Regions from separate parts of the Homo sapiens genome. Here region 2 is linked to region 1. Evidence: chromatin contacts called from ENCODE Hi-C or POLR2A ChIA-PET data. All regions are on one chromosome and are shown on one strand. The core of a region is the stretch at or near the end of the contact, and the rest is flanking DNA. Distances in the headings are between cores, read along the strand shown.

Region 1 (4,214 bases), core at 1,635-4,134:
TGGTTATTTAAATTTTACTCAACCAAACACAAACCATGTAAAAATACATTTTTCCTCTTCCTTGGATTTTTCTCAGTATATTTCTACCAAGTACCTCAAATAATTTCGTGTCTGTAAAAGACTGGTATTTCCCAAGACCCAATACTGAAAAGTTTATAAAACAAAAGTTCTAAGAACAAGGAACATATATTATTTCATAGATCAGATGCACGTGGACTATTAAAGGCCCAGTTACCAAGCTAAACTTATGTAGATACCTTTGCAAAGGCCATTGTAGAACTGTGACCTTCAAACTCATTGTCATTTTCACAATTTCCCACTTCTAAAAATAATAATAAAACGTACTTAACAAATGTTATTTAACAGAATAGCTTTATCTAAAGTAAAGAATTCACAAGGTTTCAATTAAGTATAACCTTAAGCTGCTGACTTTTATGACAGGAAATATCTAGCAATTCTGTGAATAGACCCAGAACTATCTAAAAAAGAATAGGAGGAGAAAGTTGCCTCAAATACCGACTCGGGCTGTCCTCCAACTATTATGAGCCTGACTATTCTTGCACCATGGCTCTTGCCTCACTGTCAACCTTCTACATTCCTCTTTTCTCCCCAACTTGTCCAATTCCATTTCAGTATCAACCTCTACACTCCCAATGTCCCCTTTTCCTCTTTCCAACATCATACCTCTCAACACTCACTTCTATTCCTCAACATTTCTACTTGCACTGTTACAACAAAAAACCACATTGCCCAAAGAGTGGACAATTCTCTTATGTGACTGGTCTGATAAATATTATTACTGGTAGGTTTGGCGGGGGGAAATTACAAAAACAACACTTACAAAATGATAGCCGCTTAGCAACTTCAAGTATATATACCTTTGTTTGTACTAACTACTAATGTCTACCACTCTCCAATTGAGATCACTAAGTTGCATGGTCAAACTATCATTTTAATCACAGTGATAAACTTTTAAAACGTCTGAAAAACTCCTATATAGTTAGGTTACAGTTTAGAATATATAATATATAAAGTTAAATACATAACACACATTAAAGATAAAAATATAAAACTCAAGTGATAAAACATTAATTTATTTAAATCTTGTTTTACATGTACTTTCTTTCTGTGCAAAGCTACCAAGCACAATAAATCAACTTTACTGCAAAAATAAGTTACTTGTGATATTTTCACAAGATTATACTACCAAAAAAATCAGTACAAACAAAAAAAATCTGCGTAAGTATGCATACGTAAGTCTTGACAAACAGGCATATATCACTAAATAAAAATTTAATTTAGTTAAAAAATGTTTACTGATTGCCAATATTGTGTTGGTACCCCATTAAAACAACACTTTCTCCCCTTCATTTAAGAAACAAAAACTAAACCAAAATATGGAAATATCTGGAATGATACACAGCAACCACAAAGGCTGGTTACAGAGATTTAAGACTGAGGAATGGAACTTTGTGGTACCGTGAAACAAGCACTGTGTTACTCTATACTATATACCTCTCTGTATTATGTATAGGAAAAAAAAACACTTTTGTAGTTTTAAAAAACAAACTATGAATAAATTAACTAGTCACCTGATTCGTTTTGTAATTAACTCCCCACTCCTTATTTAGTACTGCAACTACTAAATAAAATCCAAATACTACTTAAGAATACGAAAAAACAAAGGTATACTGTAAATTCACTTCTGAGACATTAGGGAATTGGAGAGAAATATTAAATTGATTTCAAACTCATTTAAGAAAAATAAAGCTCAAACTCTGATGCCAAAATTTATGAGTTTGCTCTTTACTAAAAAGTTGACCTGAGGCCGGGCGCGGTGGCTCACGCCTGTACAGTGCTGAAATCCCAGCACTTTGAGAGGCCAAGGCAGGTGGATCACTTGAGGTCAGGAGTTTGAGACCAGCCTGGCCAACATGGTGAAACCCCGTCTCTACTAAAAACACAAAAATTAGCCGGGCGTGGTGAAGCGCGACTGTAATCCCAGCTACTCGATACTCGAGAGGCTGAGGCAGGAGAATCGCTTGAACCCGGGAGGCGGAGGTTGCAATGAGCCGAGATCGCCCCACTACACTCCAGCCTAGGCGACAAGAGCGAGACTCCGTCTCAAAAAAAAAAAAAAAAAAATCACATGAAACAGTCTGTTACCTTAAATATATAACCTAAAACAACCATCCCTAAACTTCAAAGATGGCAACCTCAGTAACACAGTAGTAATTAAAACCCTACCGATAACTGAGTTAATAGGCACGTACAAAATGATGAAAAGCAGGATTTTATTCTGACCACAGGTGTTGTCAGAGACATAATGGGCCCTCCAAATACTGCCAAAAGTTACTGAAAATACGAAGTCAGGGTGATGAGTAAATGACACCCAGAGAAAATAGATGGGAGGAGTTCTGTTTCAGGAGACTGGAGTCAGGTACTGCAGCAGAAAACGCGACACAATAGTTAACCGGTCTGGAATACTTTAGAAAATGGCAAGAAGGGAAAAACTGACAAGAACATCTTAAAGTAAGAGGAACGGTATCCAATGGAATCATCAGGTCTGCGCGAGCACGGCTCCCGGACTTCCAGTGAGTGGGACAGGGTGGAACTATCACTGCGTGGGGAGAAGGACCTGGCTGAGGGGTGCATATGCTTTTGCAGGTGGTGGAGCGCCCGCAGGGGGATGGGGAGGGCAGTGTTGCCTCAATGGGGTTACTGTATTCCCTTCAAGACTATGGGAAGCTGATGCAGCACGTATCCCGGCACCAAGAGGCACTCGCCCCGGGCCCCTCCCTAACGACTTGCCTTGTAGAAAGAGTTGCAGGTCCCAGGCCCCCGGAACCCAAGGCTCCGCCATCCAGGACAACTGCTCTGCCAACGAGGTCCCGCGAGAATCGAGAGATCTCGCGATACAAACCCACTCGCATCTCGCGAGCTTCCACTAGACCCAACATGGCGGTACAGAAAAAAATCAGTATTTCGGAACTTAAAAAGCACTTCACTAACGGAGTAGTGAACATTTAAAACACTGAGACAGTAGGAAGTCTTTCCGCTTTATACGTCTCCTCCTTTCCCCTTGTACAGAAAAGCAGAAATCTTAAAAACCTCCGATTACCACGATTATACTACATAAACAGAGCGCAGTGCGCTGCCCCAGGCAGCCTCCCTGTCACGTGGAAACATTTTCGGCGTGCCCGTCACGTGGGCCGCTACTGAGCGAGCGCGCTCCCGACGCCCTCCCAAAAGCCCTCCCCGCCCCCCCTTTCGCCCGCGCACACGTGCGCGCGCACCCCCGCCCCACGTGGGGGCTTCGCCGTCGCAGCCGTCGCAGCCGTCGCAGTCGTCGCCTCCAGCCCACCCCCTCCCGGTACTTGGCTCCAAATCCGGGTCCCAAGCCGATCGTTTCCCACCCCCATTCCCTCCCCCTTCATTCTCCCTCCCCCGTGTCTGGCCCTCACCACGTGTCCCGAGCTCTTGCTCACCTTTCACGCGGGGTCGGACGCAACGGGCCACTTGGGGAGGCGCCGCCGCCGTGGCCGCTCTCCGCCCCCGCCACGGCACTTGCTCGGGTGGCCACCGCTGCAGGAAGCTCGATAGCGGCGCCGCGGCGCTTCCAGGTGGGTCCCCGCCTCCCGCTCCTGCCACTTCCCGCAGCACCAGCGGCTCCTTCCGGTCCCCTCCTTTCTCCTCGTTGGGACTGGCGGGCGGCGGCGGCGGCGGCGACCGCTGCTGCTGCTGTTGCTGCTGCTGCAGGCGCGCTCACTACACCGCCTGCTGGTAACCGCGGCCCGTGCAGCGCCCGCGGGTCGGGCGCCGCCGAGGCCCTCCCCGGCCAGTCCCTGCCCCTGGGCGAAGTTTGGTCTTCCGAGGGCGGGTTGCAGTCCATCCCTTGCAACCGTCCAACCTGGCCCTAGCAGAGGAAAGGCGTCCTCGTAGCTCCGCCATTGGAAATCGGCTTCATCCTGCCCTTTGTGGCCTCCTGAGAGATTTGTAAACCCCACCTCCCTTAGCACTGTGGTCTCAAGCCAGGAGAACATCCATACATGTATTTATGATCGTGCTTCTGCCTCGCCTCGTTCACCTCTGGCTTGTACCACAGCACGCAGGCTCGAACCACTTCGGGCCTTTGTGCTTGCCGATTTCTCTGGCAGAACATTTCCTCCAGATTTTTTTTAACTCCTCGATGTTCGATGCATATTTCAGGTCCC
Region 2 (3,901 bases), core at 36-2,535, 1.3 Mb before region 1:
TATCATTGTGGAGGTACAAAAGCTCCGAAGGTAAATGCAAAACAAAGAATGGTTGCTATTCCAAGGTGACTTTTTCATGACATGTTCTATATTTCTGATATGTCTTCTAGTCTTAACCTGTGAGTTCATAGCAAACACAGTTGGTTTTATTTAGGAGTGCATTAAATTTTATTCCATTGAGCAAATTTCACTTTTGCTTCATAGTGATTGTAATTAATTTGCTCTTTATCTTCTCTTTATCTTTACTTCACTCATTACTCATCTGACAGCTCGCCATCCCATCTTAATTGGGAGAGAAGACCCTTCCAAAAGTGAACCATTGGCAGTTCTGTCATCTGGAAAGAGATACATAAAATGTGTTAAGAAACAGAAATGACTATATAACTGGTTCATCATATTTCCTTAGCAGGTGGATTCTTGGTGGGCAAAGATCATGTTCCTGGTGCTTTTGCTGCCAAGCACATTGTGGGTGTTCAATAAATATTAAATAATAAGAAGAGTTTCCTAATTAAGATGAACATTTTTCTCTATTAAGCAGATGGTGCTCAATAGGAGTAACCCATTATTTATAAGTATGACACAAGGTGCTGGCAATTGTTGAGGAAATGTGGCTCTCACTTCAGATGCTGATTATATGTTAAAGCAAACTTTTGTGACAAACAGCTTGGTCGATATTAGTTAATGTTTGTGATTAAAACTGTTACTAAAGATGGACTTGTGTATGTAGGTCTGTAATTCTGCTGTTTTGATTCTTAATATTGGCTTCACCTATTCAAGTATTTCTGGCTATTTGATGCAAGGCAAGTTTGGGCAAATCAGTGTATACCTGATTTTACCCCATAGGTTCACCATTTGATTTGAATTCTCATCCTTGTCTGATTTCTAAAGAGATTTTTGTTTTGAGTCCTTTGAGTCTCTTTGTGGTTGCTAAAGCTAGATGTGAACACCTCCGTGATATTTGCAATGCTTATATTCGTAGCTGAAATCTCAGTGGAACTAAGGAGAGTTAATTAGGCATTCCCAAAAATACACATCGTTTTATGATTTTGCAGATCACCCCGATGAAAATAACAGTTTAATTTTGTCAAGTCATGTAAATTATAGTGAGAGGGATGATGAGAGTTCTCAGCTCTTTGGAGAAGTTAATTTTGTTGTCAGCACATCCACATTTCAAAAATCACAAACTAGAGGCAGAACTTTTCAGTGCCAGTGAGATTTGGTGATCAGATACTGTTTTCATTTCTAATGTCTGCCTTCTGTATAGCGCCTATGCAAATAGGGGCTTTCAAGGATGCAAAAGTAGCAACTTCCCCTATTAGGAGCGTAACTAGCAGCTGCTGTGTTTCTCATAAAAGAGAAAACATCCTGTTTACTAACATACAACCATACGCCCTCACCCGCGTACACTCACACCAAGCTCTTTTTTTAAGGCAGAGCTTTTATTTTGGTTTGAGATAGGCAGCACAGAAATGCAGTCTTTTACAAACATTCCTTGAGCACATATCCCCTGGGTGCTAAGTAGGTGTCAGTCATTGTTCTAGATGTGGGGAATCCACTGATACTTGAAACACATTCTCTAATTTTACTGGGAACTCGTCGGAACTTCTGACATTCATTGGCAAGTTCTTTGCATCTGGTCTCACCTCCTTATTTTTAATATTTATAAACCATGTTCATCAGGATGTCAGTAGAGAAGAAATGAAAGTAGCTGAGAAACCTTGCCGAGAGAGACCAAATCTCAAAGTGAACTAAAAATGTCTTGACCACAAGGATAGAAAGTGAACTAAGATATGTTCTTGAGGCAGCAAAAATAAGTATTGTGCCAAAATCCAGGCTTTACCTCAGTGTCAGATAATCAATGGACTAGAGATTTCACTGTGTTGCCCACAGCCCTGTTAAGAAATCAAGACCATGTGCTTTGTCTATAATCCTGGAGTCAGCCCAGAAGATGAGCTCATAAATATGTTAGCTTAAGTAAAGTTTATGATAATATAGACGATGAATCATCTTCCTGTTTTGAAAAGCATATATTCTATAACTCAGGATTTCTGGAGTCCCTCCAGAAATCTACATGACTTTTGCCCCATTTTCTTTAGGTCTTGATTCAAATGTCGCCTTATAAGAGAGCCCTTTTTTGACAACACTCTCCCACCCCCAACTCTCCCTTTTCTGCTTTTCAAACTCTATTTTCCTTTATGTTACTTGTTATGGCCTGATATGTGTTTGCTATTTTCTGTCTTCCCTTATTAGACTGTAAGCACCATGAGGGCATAACTTGTTGTTTACCTCTCTGCCCCCTCAAATAGCATCTGACACACATAGGTGACACTACCCAGTTGTTGAGTGGGTAACATGAGGTTGTTTGGGATTGTTAGTTCATTATCCTAGGCCTACACAGGGTCAGCATCACCAATATCGCTGTCTTCCACCTTCACATCTTGTCTCACTGGAAGATCTTCAGAGACAACAACATGCATGGAGCTGTCATCTCCTATGATAGCAATGCCTTCTTGTGGAATACTGCCTGAAAGACCTGCCTGCAGCTGTTTTACAGATATATATATATATATCTGTACATATATATATATATAGGGAGAGAGAGAAAGAGAGAGAGAGAATGCCCTCTAAAATAATGATGAAAAATAAAGTAAATACATAAGCCTAGTAACATAGTTGTTTATTATCATTATCAAGTATTATATACTGTACATAATTGTATGTGTTATACTTTTATATGGCTGGACATGCAGTAGTTTACCTAAACCAGCATCACCACAAACACATGAGTAATGCGTTGTACTATGATGCTATGACAGTTACGACATCAGTTGGCTATAGGAATTTTTCAGCTCCGTTTATAATCCTATGAGACCATGGTCATATATGCGGCTCATCTCTGACTGAAATGTCACTGTGTGGCACATGATTGTTTAACTTTCATGAGAGATTCTGATAACCAGGGGAACATTGAGGTGATATAATTTAATCCAAAAAAGTAGATGTTTCAAATAAGATTTTGTATTGGGTAAATAAATGATTACTGTTTGGCTTTTTGGAATTTCATGCATAGCTCAAGAATCTCTGTTGCCAACTTCATGGTCTCCTTAGTGGTACAGAGATCTCAGCAAAGAAACTCAGAAGTGAGCACAACACACTTATTTAATGGGTAAGGAAACCTAAGACCAGGGCAAATCTAGTGACTTTCTCAAGTCCCACCTCTTGTAGTGAAACTTCATTCATGGGGTCTTATGAATCCTAGGCTAGTGTCATGTTTACTGGCTCACAAGGACTGCCACCATTGAATTGAGCACCAGGTTGAGTATTTCTCAAATGTGCTCTGGGGACCATCTGCTTCAGAATCTTCTGGAGGGTTCTGCTAGAAACATAGCCTCTCAGCCCTGTGGATTCAGAACCTCTGGGAATGGCTCTGCATTTAAACAGTTCCCCAAGTGTGTCTTACACATTCCTATGCCTGGAGAACCAGTGACCCAATATGTGCAAGGATTCTTGATTCTCCTCCATGGAAAAATAAAAAAATTAATCGTATCTCCAAACTATATGAGTACATATCTATCGAGAACCTGGACCAACAGTTTTTCTTGGGGAGGGACACTGGTCCATATTAAAATTAGGTTAGTTTTACCATCAAGTTGGATAATATGAGCTACTTTGAACTTTTGGGCTTAAATCTATCTAGTTCATTAATTTCTGCCACAAAATTTTTAAGTGCACATTGCCAGGAATTCAGAGATAACTGAGACAACCCCATTGCAGTTGGGGGAGACAGATATAGTTTCACAGGGCTACAGAAAAGCCCCGAAGGGCCTGTCTTGTCTCCATGTGAGACCTCAGAACCATGTAATGCAACCAACCTTAGTTGCATAGTAAGTAACCAACCAGG

The links. Hi-C counts contacts between places; a loop is a spot of excess contacts on that map. ChIA-PET counts read pairs that join two places held with the same protein, here RNA polymerase II (POLR2A). Pooled maps may share reads with other maps.
Region 2: a loop to region 1 is called in a map with no recorded cell type, with 13 times the contacts of the local background. The contact joins the enhancer-like site here to the promoter of ZZZ3 in region 1. A Hi-C loop is called at or near these places in 1 of 37 single-sample maps with no recorded cell type and 4 of 50 pooled maps. POLR2A ChIA-PET finds 5 or more read pairs at or near these places in 1 of 52 experiments (WTC11).

The regions. Positions count from the first base shown.
Region 1 is chr1:77,679,774-77,683,987 of GRCh38, forward strand. ZZZ3 (zinc finger ZZ-type containing 3) reads right to left here and starts at 2,885. Exons shown (of 15, transcript NM_015534.6): 1 at 2,812-2,885. RefSeq lists enhancers at 2,941-3,020, 3,838-4,214, 4,041-4,140 and silencers at 3,401-3,820, 3,831-3,890.
Region 2 is chr1:76,423,991-76,427,891 of GRCh38, forward strand. The region is part of intron 3 of ST6GALNAC3 (ST6 N-acetylgalactosaminide alpha-2,6-sialyltransferase 3); the gene reads left to right. Among named protein-coding and RNA genes, the nearest start is that of ST6GALNAC3, 350 kb to the left of the region's middle. RefSeq lists an enhancer at 1,619-1,858. Within about 2 kb of position 1,286, at least 4 of the 41 ENCODE cell types and tissues checked have a DNase peak (open chromatin) inside an H3K27ac peak, as active enhancers do.